Regions from separate parts of the Homo sapiens genome. Here all the other regions are linked to region 3. The links are chromatin contacts, found by Hi-C or POLR2A ChIA-PET in ENCODE. All regions are on one chromosome and are shown on one strand. The core of a region is the stretch at or near the end of the contact, and the rest is flanking DNA. Distances in the headings are between cores, read along the strand shown.

The links. Hi-C counts contacts between places; a loop is a spot of excess contacts on that map. ChIA-PET counts read pairs that join two places held with the same protein, here RNA polymerase II (POLR2A). Pooled maps may share reads with other maps.
Region 1: a map of sigmoid colon shows a loop between it and region 3 (2.6-fold over the local background). The contact joins two enhancer-like sites. A Hi-C loop is called at or near these places in 1 of 168 maps with a recorded cell type or tissue (sigmoid colon) and 1 of 50 pooled maps. POLR2A ChIA-PET finds 5 or more read pairs at or near these places in 2 of 52 experiments (MCF 10A and OCI-LY7).
Region 2: a map of esophagus muscularis mucosa shows a loop between it and region 3 (4-fold over the local background). The contact joins two enhancer-like sites. A Hi-C loop is called at or near these places in 8 of 168 maps with a recorded cell type or tissue (K562, MCF 10A, PC-3 and 5 more) and 5 of 50 pooled maps. POLR2A ChIA-PET finds 5 or more read pairs at or near these places in 1 of 52 experiments (MCF 10A).

What each region holds. Positions count from the first base shown.
Region 1 is chr21:38,896,140-38,900,715 of GRCh38, forward strand. All of the region lies in intron 3 of ETS2-AS1 (ETS2 antisense RNA 1), which reads right to left. Among named protein-coding and RNA genes, the nearest start is that of ETS2-AS1, 40 kb to the right of the region's middle. Within about 2 kb of position 1,457, at least 4 of the 41 ENCODE cell types and tissues checked have a DNase peak (open chromatin) inside an H3K27ac peak, as active enhancers do.
Region 2 is chr21:38,929,403-38,933,598 of GRCh38, forward strand. All of the region lies in intron 1 of ETS2-AS1 (ETS2 antisense RNA 1), which reads right to left. Among named protein-coding and RNA genes, the nearest start is that of ETS2-AS1, 6.9 kb to the right of the region's middle. Within about 2 kb of position 2,574, at least 4 of the 41 ENCODE cell types and tissues checked have a DNase peak (open chromatin) inside an H3K27ac peak, as active enhancers do.
Region 3 is chr21:39,119,730-39,123,842 of GRCh38, forward strand. No RefSeq gene overlaps it. Among named protein-coding and RNA genes, the nearest start is that of LINC02943, 37 kb to the left of the region's middle. Within about 2 kb of position 2,387, at least 2 of the 41 ENCODE cell types and tissues checked have a DNase peak (open chromatin) inside an H3K27ac peak, as active enhancers do.

The DNA of each region.
Region 1 (4,576 bases), core at 207-2,706, 220 kb before region 3:
CACACTTTTCTGGGCATGTTACCAAAATTGACATAAGAGAAAAATTTAAATGTGAATATATTACTAGCCACAAAAGAAATTTAAAATACAATTAACATATGTCAAAAGTTTCTTTCACAAATTTGAGGAATCAGGTTGTATCAACTCTTCTAGAAAATAGAAAAAGATGGAAAGCTACACAATCGATTTCATGAAGCTAAATTAATCTTGATTTCTGTACCTAACAAAGATAATGCAATAAAGAAAAGAAAATCATGAGCTAGTCTCACTTAGGAGTAATTTTTAAATCCTAAATAAAGTAGCGGCAAAATAAATAGTATCCTAAAGGAATTTTCTATCATGATCAAGGAAAGCATATCTTATCTTGGGAATGCAAAAGCATTCAATTTTAGAAAATTCAACGTTATAATACTTTATGTCAGCGGTCCCCACATTTATTAGGATTTAAAGGGCATTAAATAACACCTAAAACACATTCTCACATTGTTAAAAATCCTTAGGGAAAATGAGAACTCAAGGATACTTCTTTCACATCATAATTATGTAAACGTAAACAAGTGGCCAGCATATGAAACATTAAAAGTATTCCTGTTAAAACCAGAAACAAGGCAGGTGTGTCTACTATTTCACCTTGCTCAAGAAGATCAGAGTCATGTAATAAGACTGGAAGTAGAACTATGAACCATAACTAAGAGAAAGGAGGTGATTAAAAGTTCATTATAAACTAACAACATGGCTGGATAACCTAAACACCCAAGGGATTCAACTCTAAGCACTTTGAATTGAAAAAAAAAACAAAGTAAAGGGACCAGATTAAAAAATAATAATAAACGTACAACAGTCCATTGCTTTTCCATACACCAACATGAAGCAAACAAAAATATACTCTCATTGGTGAAAAAGATTTCATTCTTATTCAGAACATGAAGAAAAAAAAACTATTGAGATACAATACAAACATAATCAACAAACAGAACAAAATGAAATGCTACACAGCCGGTAAAAATCTGTAACAGTAAGTGAAAATCACTCTGGAGAAAAAAATAAAATAAAATAAAAAAACAAACAAAGCCCAGTATCCATGAATATATTCACTATGATTCTTTTTTTATAGACTACAGGTTAGATATAATGTTAGAAAATAAAAACAAAAATAATGGCAAGTAAACCTATGAGATTTTAATAGTAATTATTTTTGTGAGATCAATTTTTAGATCAACCTTATTTTCTGTATGCATTCATGCTATATTATCTACAACAAGCAAGTATTACTTTTGAGATCAGATCAGGAAAGAATTTTAATTTGTTGAGTTGACTTGAGATAAAAAAATTAACCAATAAATTCACTGGCTACATATGATTTTCAAGATTTCTGAATCACCCTGGGGATGAGAGCTTTTCTAAAACATGGGGTTAGCACACAGGAGCCATAGGTCTGAGGCAAAGTTCAAATGGATGAGAATGGAAACGTTGCTCTGGCTTACCCAAGCTGGCCAGTCTGTCTAGAACTAATTTAAGAACATAAAGATGACATCATTGCAGGTGTTCTTTCAAAGTGGAGCACCCATTTATAATGCTTCTGGCTGACAAAATTGGAAAGGAGACAAGGTTTAAAAAGCCTCAGATATTCTTTTTGTCGATGCTCACCATCTTTATCTTCAAATAAAACTATTTATATTTCTTCTGTCTGCCCCTTGGGCTCTGGTTCTTGGTTAAGAAATGTCTCATAAATTTCAGAAGAGGAGGAAAACAGAAGGTGATGGTACAGAACATTCTATTTTCAAGACTATAAATATTTCAACTTCTCGAAGAGATCACCTATCATGAAAACTTCAGATCTTCCTAAGTAAGTCTTATAAAAATTAACTATAAAGTTTATGACAGTTTCCACAATCAAGTACTGTATGCCAGATTGGCTTAAAGCATTTAGAAATGAGCAGCCTGAATGTTGGCAAAAGGTCACATACTGGAAAAGAGTAATGTCCAATTCAAAAAGTGAAAAGTAAGAGACGCTGCCAATCCAAAAATTGAATGCCCAAACTTTACTGAATTCTGTTAATAAAATCAACAAGTTGTTCCACTGTACAGGCAGGGTTACTACTTTATGCTGATAATCCAATAAGTGTTTATTAAGCACCTGCTATTTACAAAGCACTGTGCTGGACGCTGTAGAGAGAATTGATAAAATATCTCAAGGAACTTAGAAGGTAACCAGGGAAAAGGACAAGTACAAAAATAAATAATAGAACTCTTACCAATTAACGTGAGCAACCAAATAACCTGATTTTAAACATGGGCAAAAGAACAGACACTTAACAGAAGAACATGTAGGAATGGTCAGGAAGCACATGACAGGTCGCTCAGCACCATTAGTCATCAGAGAAACGGAAATTAAAACTACATCAAGATGCCATTTCACACCCACTAGAGTCGCTCAAATAAAAATGATTGACAATGCCAAATGTTGGCCAAGATGTAGAGAAACCGGAACTATCTTATATTACTAGGGGAGAGTAATGGTACAATCATGTTAAAAAACTGTTTGGCAATTCTCTTAAAGCTACCCTATTGCCCAGCAATTCCATTTCTAGGTATGAATACTTACCCCAAAGAAATGAAAACCTATGTCTACAGAAAGCGTATGCAAGAATGTTTATAGCTGCTTTATTTACAATAGCCTTCTTCCCCAAAATGACAAATGTCCATCAACAGGAGGATGGGTAAACAAACTGTGGTATAGTCATACAGTAGAATACTATTGAGCAATTAAATAGAACAAGTTACTAATAGGTGCAACAACATGGGCACATCTCAAAAACTCCACTTTGAGAGACAGAAGTCACACACACAAAGAATACATGTTGGAAGAATTCATTTGTTTGAAACTCTAGAACAGGCAAAACTGTTCTATGAGGTTAAAGCTATGGTGATAGAAGTCAAAAAGTGGCTGCCTCCAAGATTGTGGGGGTGGATCAACAATTCACTGGAAAGGGAGAGAAGAGGAAGTTCTGGGGTGGTGGATGTGTTCTGAATCTTGATTGGGATGATGGTTACACAGGTGTACAATTGTCCAAACTTATCAAACTAAGCATGTAAGATCTGTGCATTTTGTTGTACTTAAATTATACTTCATTTTTTAATACTCAGAAAAGGTAAAAATAGAAACAGTAGACATTTGACAGTTGTGAGTTTGCATTGCAAGGACTACAAAATTCCTCAAATTTGTTAATATCACCATAGAACAGGACTTCACAATAAAATGTTCACTTTCGCATGAAAGGGAGGAGGTCAGGGTGAGTATGGGATGATGAAGCCACAGTGACGCCAGATGCCAGGTGAAAACAGGAACCCACCTCTGGGGCCCATTCCTGTAGTGCCTGAGACTCAAAGTTGGGCCTCATAAAAATTGTAACTCATCGCACATCATGAATCTCTACACTAGCTTACAAAGGCTCAAAAGGGAGGATTTTAAATCCAAAAATGTAACTACTGTACAAGATAGAATATTAGAAACATGAGAAGGAAGTTATAATATTTTAAATGAGGTCTAAAATGACAGCTAAATCTCTCCTCCTGAGTAGTAAAACCACATTAACTCATATAGTCACCACTCCTTGTATGAGTCTGGCCCCATCCAAAAGGGGTGGAGTTTAAATTGGTTCTATGATTTGAAACAAACACATGGAAAGCCCTACTGGGATATTTATTAGCTACATTAAGATACACCCCTTAAGAACCTTTAAAAAAACTCTACCATGTTATCTGGTGTAGTTCTGCTCAGGATACCTTGTGGGAATATAAATGACAAAAATTTAAAATTGCCTTAGAAAAGAGTTTTCACATTGCTATGATCCAAATGTTGGTGTCTTCCCAAAATTCATATGTTGGAACTTAATGCCTGATATGGTCTGGCTGTGTCCCCACCCAAATCTCGTCTTGAATTATAGTTCCCATAATTCCCACATGTTGTGGGAGGGACCTGTTGGGAGATAACTGAATCATGAGGGCGGTTTCCCCCAGACTGTTCTCGTGGTAGTGAATAAGTCTCACAAGATATGATGGTTTTATAAGGGGAAACCCCTTTTGCTTGGGTCTCATTCTCTCTTGCCTGCTGCCATGTAAGACGTGACTTTCGCCTTCCACCATGAATGTGAGGCCTCCCCAGCCACGTGGAACTGTGAGTCCATTAAACCTCTTTTTCCTTATAAATTACCCAGTCTCAGGTATATCTTTATCAGCAGGTGGAAATGAACTAATGCAATGCCCAGTGTGATAGTATAAAGAAGTGGGGCCTTTTGGAGGTGATTTGCTCTTGAAGGCTCTGCCCTCATGAATGGGATTAGTGCCCTTATAAAAGAGGCCTGAGAGGGCCTCCTTGCCCTTTTTGCCATGTGAGGACACAGCAACAAGGCAGAGAACAAGTCCTTGCCAGACACAAATCTTCCTTGATCTTGGACTTCCCAACCTCCAGGACTGTGAGCAATAAATTTCTGTTGTTTATAAATTACCTAATCTAAGGTGTTATGCTATAGCAGCCCAAATGGATGAAGACACACATATTAGGCAATAATTATGT
Region 2 (4,196 bases), core at 1,324-3,823, 190 kb before region 3:
GAGGGTGACAGGGTGGGTTGATCAGTCATTATCTAGTTTCCAATATCCTTTGTGTTAGTTTCCTTGGAGCTGCTGTAGTAAATTACCATAGACTTAGTGGCTTTAAAAACACAAAATTTGGGGGCCATAAAGAAGGAAAAAACGTCTACTCTCACCCTCCTAGGTTCCCCAGCTATAGTCTTGTAAATGAGACTAATTGCTAATGGTTTGAATGTCTCTCTTCCAAAACTCATGTTGAAACTTAATTGCCAATGTGATGTAATGTAATGTATCAGGAGGTGGGGCCTTGAAGAGGTGATTAATAGATTAATGTCATTATTGTGGGAGTGGGTTAGTTGTTGCAGAAGTGGGATCCTGATGAAAAGAATGAGTTCAGTCTAATTTCCTCTGCTTGTCTCACATGCTCACTTCTGCCTTCTGCCATGGGCCCACCTTGGCCAGATGCAAGTGCCAAGCACTTGGACTTCCCGGCCTCCAGAACTGTGAGCTAAATCAATCTCTCTTTTTTGAAATAAATTATCTTGTCTGTGGCATTCTGTTATAGCAGCAGAAGATGGACTAAGGCACTGATGAAGGACAGATTAACAAGAGGAAAGCAGACAGAAGTTTACTAATGTGTGCATCTTAACCATGCATGAGGAGCACTCAGGGATGAGTAACTCAGAGGGGTGGATAGAACTTGGGTTTACATAGAATTTTAACAAAAGAACAGTCAATTTTGTAGAGAAGTGACAAGACAAGAGAAAAGGGCTTTGAGTTTCAAGGGGGAGGACACATTGTGGGAAGACAAATATATGGAAAACCTAATGGTAGATAAGGGCTAGTTAATAAGGTTTGTTGATTCCCCTGGTGCCGTCACAGGCTGATAAGGGTCTAGAGCTGTCTCTGATGATTAACACTTGCCCTTCTTGGTAGAGAAAGGAGGGGGATACCTTTACAAATTTATGTTCCGCTTTTAGACAAACAGGGGGAAGGCAGGGAGCTTTTCTTCTTCTCAATTGCCTTCAGCTTAAAATAATCCTGTTACCAACATGGCTTATATTGGGGAGGCATATTATTCTGCTATGCTTCAGGGCCCACTCAGATAATTCAGTATAATTTCCCATCACAAGATACCTTATTTATCACATCAGCTGTGTAGAGTAACATATTCACAGGGATTCAGACACAGGCTTTTTTGGGGGAAGAGAGGGGGCATTGTTCAGGCTACCTCATGCCTTAAGACAGTGTTCTTCTGCCAGGACACTTTGCTGACTGACAGCCTGCCTGGAAGGCAGGCTTTATCAGTGGTGGATAGAGCAGTTAAATCACAGAATGCAACTCAACTTGGCAACCTGTGGATCAGGGGGCACCCCAAGAAACTGGGTTGTTGTAGATGCTCTGCTGGGCCATGCCTGCAAGGCCTGCCCTGATATTTTCCTAAGACTATTTATATTTTTGAAGATAGCTTTGGATTAAACAGTTAAAAGTCAAATGGCAAGGAGTAGGGGGTATTGGGGATAAAGCCTTTGCCTTGAGACAGCCGTCACCCACTCTATTAAAGGAAACAGACAAGCAATGTCCAAGCAGCCAGAAACTCAGAAAACTCCAGATGGAGCAATATCCCCCAGACTGACCCCACTCCTCCTTCTGAAGTTGTGCAAGATATTGCCTGGGGGAAGTGAGGTCACCCACTTCACCATCACTTTAGCCAAAGTGCAGCAGTGTGCAATATACAAAGTGTTTGTGGAGGTTTGAGTTTGTTCATTTTCTTTTTCCAAGAGCAGATTTTTCCCCCTAAAAGCATGCTCTTAAAGGAACGGCCCCCAGCTAGTCACAAGGAACTCGAATACTAACAAACACATCATTAAACATATATGACTTCCTTTCAGTACATTCCGTCCAGATGCAGGAGACAGTTACCACATTGATTTTCAGACCACCCTCATTATTGCTCCCACCCATCTCTCATTAAATTGCCTTCAAACAACAACAAAAAAAAGTCATTAAGATCTAACTTCTGCTTCTCCTTTTTCTTAATTCCATTCTGTGAAGTTAAATAGGCAATAGTTGGTTCAAACAACCTACGATATTTCCTCATTTTCTCTATTTTGTAGGTCCTGAGAAGCTGCCATTAGCTCTCAAGGCTTTGAGAGTCCAGCCAGTTTCTCCAGAGTGAAGTCCCCCTCCTCAGAGGAACAAATGCTTTCAGAGGAACAAATGCTTTCTGAGAAACTCGCCACTGGGCAGATCCTGCCACCCACCTGCCTGCCGCTGCAAAGCAGAGCCTGCCCAAAAAGCTGCCATCATTCCCGGCACTGCTACATAAATGCTGAGTGTGGTGGCTTGAATTGTGTCCCTTGAAAAGATACGTTACCGTCCCAATCCCTGGTACCTGGGAATGTGACTTTATTTGGAAAGAGGGTCTTTGTAAATATAAGAAGATGGGGTCACGCTGGAGTAGGGTGTGCTTTAAATCCAAAGGCTGTGTCCTCCTAAGAGGGAAATGTGGACACAGGCACAGAGGTAAGATGATGTAAAGACACGCAGGAAGGAGGCCATGGGATGGGAGGCATTTGCTGCAAGCCCCAGAACCCCAAGGATCCCTGGCAACCGCCAGAAACCAGGAAGAGGCAAGAAGGGTTCTTCCTCCGAGCCCCCAAGAAGGAACCAACTGATTACAGACTTCTGGCCTCCAAGACTGTGAGAGAATACATTTCTGTTTTCTTTTTGGTTTGTTTTTTTCTTTTCTTTTTGAGCAGGGTCTCACCCTGTCACCCAAGCTGAAATGCAGTGGTGTGATCACAGCTCACCACAGCCTGGACCTGCCAGGCTCAAGCAATCCTCCCATCTCTGTCTCCTGAGAAACTGGGATTACAGGCATGCACCGCCGCCACGCCCAACTAATTTTTGTATTTTCTGTTGAGATGGGGTTTCTCTATGTTGGCCAGGCTGGTCTCAAACTCCTGAGCTCAAGCGATCCACCTGCCTTGGCATCCGAAAGTGCTGGGATTACAGGCGTGAGCCACTGTGCTCAGCCCCATTTCTGTTGTTTGAAGCCACTGAGTTTGTGGCTGTTTGTTACAGCAGCTCCGGGAAACTCACACACAGTTCCACCCTAAAATGCCCCTTTAGGTCACTTTCACTCAAAGTCGCTGCCTATCTCTATTTTTATTTATTTTTTTATTTATTTTTATTATTATTTTTTTTTCTGAGACAGAGTCTCACTGTGTCACCCAGGCCAGAGTGCAGAGGCATGATCTCAGCTCACTGCAACCTCTGCCTCCTGGGTTCAAGCGATTCTCCTGCCTCAGCCTCTCAAGTAGCTGGAATTACAGGCACACGCCACCATGCCCAGCTAATTTTTTGGATTTTTTTAGTAGACATGGGTTTCACCATGTTGGCCAGGCTGGTCTCAAACTCCTGACCTCAAATGATACGCCCACCTCACCCTCCCAAAGTGCTGGGATTTGAGCCACCATGCCCGGCTTTATCTCTATTCTTAATACATCTCTTCTGCTGCTTCTGTCTGCTTCTGAGGTTTCAACCTAAGCCCGATTTGGGCTGCAAATCCAAGTAAGAACCATTAAGGCCCTCTGGGGATTTGGCTAGTTCCAAAAGGGGTCCAGGGAAATGAGGTGTGTCCTCCCCAACCTTCCCTCCCTCCAAGTTTTCTTAAAGTAGGGTGGCCCATGTCGAAGGATGCAAAATAAAAGCAAAATAATGCCATACCCATTGCCTACAAGGGGCAGGGCCCAGGGAGGAAGGAAAGAAGATGCTGTTAGGTCTCTAGTCACGCCTGACTCTCTGCTGTGAGTGTCCCATAGAATGTCTCATTCTCACCATCCTGAGGTCAGGGCCAAGGTCCCCATCCTATAGGTGCAGGGTGTCTGGGCTGGGATCCAAGCCAAGTATCCTTGTTCCGAAGATCACATGAAGATTCACCCCAAGACCTGGTGTTACAGCAGCCTTCTTCTATATCCACGGTCTGTGCAGGGCCACTCAGTTGAAGTTCAGTTCAACATAATTACAGTTGAAGTTCAGTTCAACATAATTACAGCGGCAGTTCTCAAACCTTCGGGGGCATCAGAATCACCTGAATGGCTTGGTGCAACACCCGTTGTTCCTCGCCCCATAGTTTCTGATTCCGTGGGTCTGGGTAGGGCCTGGGATTCTGCATTGCTAACACGTTTCCAGGCAATGGTGAGAGGTCAGTC
Region 3 (4,113 bases), core at 1,137-3,636:
GGGAGGAGAAGCCGAAAGGGCAGAACAGTCAGGTGAGGCAGAGAACAAGAGGGGCGGCAACAGCTCCCTAAAGGGAGAGAGAAGCGGAAAAAGGGCACGGGGGAGAGGTTGCTCAAGAAACAATAACTGAAAGTCTCCCAAAACTAAAATGAAAAAGTCACATGCATTTATAAATCCTCAGACTGACAGGATTCATGGGGCAGTGAACAGGACAGGCAGAACCCACGCCAGCCAGGCAGCAGGAAGGAAGAGCAAAGAAAAACATGAGAGGTTATATCTTCCAGGAGAAAAAGTCGGTGACCTGCTGGATTTGTCTCCTAGGTCTTCCAGAACAAAATGTGGCACTACAAATGGGTGACTTAAAACAGCAAAAATGCATTCTGTCATGGTTCTGGAGGCTACGAATGCAAAATCAAGATACCAGCAGGGCCACGCTCCCTCGGAAAGCTCTAGGAGAGATTCCATTCTATGCCCCTCGTAGCTTCTGGTTTTGCCACTGTCCTCAACTTGTAGACACAACACTCCCAGCTTCTGCCTCCCTGCTCATACAGCCTTCCCCCTGAGTGTCTGCATCTCTGTGTCTCTTCCCCTCTTCTTAGAGGGACATCAATATGTTGGATTAGGGACCCAGCCTACTCCAGTAGGACCTCATCTCTTAACTAATTACATCTGCAATTACCCTAGTTCCAAAGGCATTAGGATTTCAACATCCTTTTAGACGACCCAGTTCAGCCCACCACACCTACAAAAGAACAAAAATAAGATTTTTATCAGGCCTTTCAATAACAACAGGATACAAGAAAACTATGGAGTCATACCTTAGATATTTTAAAGAAAAGCATTTTAACTTAGAACAGTGCATCTGGTTAGATTATTATTTAACACAAAAAAGTAATAGCTCCGGGCTCATATATAGATGGTTTCAAAGAACTTGTTCCATAAAGCACTATTTGAGAAAATTCTTAAAGGGTTTCCTCTGGCAGAAGAAAAAAGACGAATCCAAGAAAAAGATATAAGTAAGGATCAGTATAAAGTTAGCGAAAGAAAGTTTTGTTGTCAAAATTAGCAAGGAGTCAAAAATATTAGGTTCTCAGCAGGGCTTCAGCATGGCTAACTGCAGGCTTCTGGTACTCACCCCCTCCACAACAAAGACCGAAAATAGCGAGTAGATGGTCACACTCTGAACAGATCATCTAAGAGAACGCTAGAATTCAACAGAGAGTGAAAAGAAACACCTAAAGCCAGGAAGGCGAGAAAAGCAAGGCAGCCTGCTTGGCAGGGGTCAGCTGGGATCCTGGAGAGGCTCCCAGTGCAGGGAAAGGGTGAGTGAGTGACCCCCAGAGGTCCACACTTCCACTGCAGACTCCTGCATCCTAGCCACGGGAAAGCCCCTAGACTCTCACAGCCCCAAAGACTTATCTAGGATGCTGCCTACAGACCATGTGATGGCTTTGCTCCAGAGGGGAACTCGTGCCAGGTCCCACCTCACCCCCACCCTAGGCAGCTACAGCAGGGTGTCACAATAAGAGCCTAGCCCTCACCAGACTGCATCCTGGACCCAATAGCCCCTGGATCTCCACATCCCTGGAGCCCCACTGACATCCCCTGCCCACAGATGCTACCATGACTGACGGCTGCCCCCAGGGCTGAAGTGCGAGTCAGTAACAAAGAGCCCACTGCCCCTGGCAGTGATGCTGCCACGCATTTTCATGCACCTTAAAAACAAACCCCCCTGCCCACAGCAGTCACAGATGCCAATGCACACGCAAAGTGTGCACTCCTCAGCCACCTGTGGCTGCTGCCACTGAAAGCTACTTAGCCCTCCCCAGAAGCAGGGCTGCAGCACATCTTGGGCCTGGGGATCACCCCACCTCTGCCCACCACAACGAGGACCTGCAAGCACCACTGGGGGTCTGAGGACAGGTCCACCCAGCCTGGCTCTGCACCCCCAGTGTCCAGGCATGCCAACCAGAGGACTGAGGACTGCCTAGCCTAGTCCCCACCGCTGACACCTGAGCCCTCCTCCCAGGGGCTTCAAGTTAGGCCCATCCAACCTGCCATCCCTGCAACAGTGGGCACCCACCTGCACATGCCACATGCAGGCCTGGCAACTGGCCCACCTAGCATGTTGTAGCCACCACCAACACCAGCACAAACTGCTTGGGAGCCAGAGATTTGTCCTGCCACTGCTACTGCCATCACCCACACTATGCTTGTTGCCTAGGGGCCAAAGAACCTGCCCACCTGCCTGGCCCACCACTACTGGTATCTGAGTAAGCTGCCTGGAGTCCCAAAAATCAGCTCTCTTTAACCTGCTAACACTGGCGCCAGCGTACACATCCCTGAAGCCGAAGGACAGGCACACTTGGCACACTGCTACTACCACTGGGACCTGAGGACAGGCCAACCTGGCATCTTTCCCCCGGCAAAATTTGACCACAGCCTCCACTAATAACCACATCCTAAGCCACTGAGGAAATCAAACACCACTGACACTGTTAGGCCAAAGAAATCACACAGAAACTATGCTACTGTACCCACAATCGAAACCAAAGTGCCCTACTCAACACTACAGATACATCTTCAGAAAAAAGTTCCCACCCATGAAAGCAAATTCAAGAAATTGGAAGAAGTGACTGTTACACTAGATGTGCAGATATCAATGTGAGGAGAAAAAAACATGAAAAAGCAAGGAAATATAACACCACCAAAGGAACACAATAATTCTCCAGCAACAGATCCAAATCAAAAAGAACTTATGAAATCTCAGGGAAAGAAATTCAAAATAATGATATTAAAGAAGGAGAGTAAGATACAAGTGAATACAGAAAAATAGTTCAAAGAAATCAGAAACATAATTCAGGATATGAATGAGAAATTACCAAAGAAATGAGTATCATAAAAAAAGGACCAAATAAAAATTCTAGTACCAAAGAATGCATTAAATAAAATATAAAATACATTTGAAAGCTTCAACGATAAACTAGATCAAGCAGAAAAAGGATTTCAGAACTTGAAGAGAGGTCTTTTGAAATAAACCAGTCAGATAAAAATAAGAAAAAAGAATAAAAATGAACAAGGCTAGGCCAGGTGCGGTGGCTCATGCCTGTAATCCCAGCACTTTGGGAGGCCGGGGCGGGTGGATCACGAGGTCAAGAGTTCAAGATCAGCCTGGTCAAGATGGTGAGACACCATCTCTACTAAAAATATGAAAAAAATTAGCTGGGCATAGTGGTGGGCGTCTTTAATCCCAGCTACTCGGGAGGCTGAGGCAGAGAATTGCTTGTGAACCTGGGAGGCAGAGGTTGCAGTGAGCTGAGATCACACCACTGCACTCCAGCCTCGGCGACAGAGCAAAACTCTATCTTAAAAAAAATGAACAAAGCTTACATGACATATAGGACACTATAAAGTGACAAAATATTCTAATTTTTGGTGTCCCAGAAGGTAAAGAGAAAACTAAAAGAATAGAAAACTTATTTAACAAAATAAGAGCTGAAAAATTTCCCAAGTTTAGCAAGAGATGTATACATCTGGATACAGGAATCTCAGTGACCCCCAAACAAATAAAATGCAAAAAAAGGTCTTTTCTATGTCACATTATAGTCAAACTGTCAAAAATCAAAGACAAAGAGAATTCTAAACACAAGAGGAAAGCATCTAGTCACTTATGAGGGAACCTCAGTCAGACTAACAGTAGATTTCTCAGCAGAAACTTTATAGGCCAGGACAGTGTGGAATAATATATTCACAGAGCTGAAAGAAAAGAAAACTGCTGTCCAAGGAAATGATACTATACCCAGTAAAGTTTTTCTTTATAAATGAATGAGAAATAAAGTCTTTCCCAGACAAGCAAAAGCTAAAGGAATTCATCACCACTAGACCATTCCTACAAGAAATGCTTAAGGCAGTCCCACATTTGGAAGCAAAAGGACAGTATCTACCATAATTAAAATACACAAAAATATAAAAACCCATTGGAAAAGCAAACACACAAATAAGGAAGAGCAAAGACTCAAATATTACTACTACAGAAAATTACCAAACCACAATCATAAATAAGAGAGAAAGGAACAATGGATATACAAAACAATCAGATATCAATTAATAAAA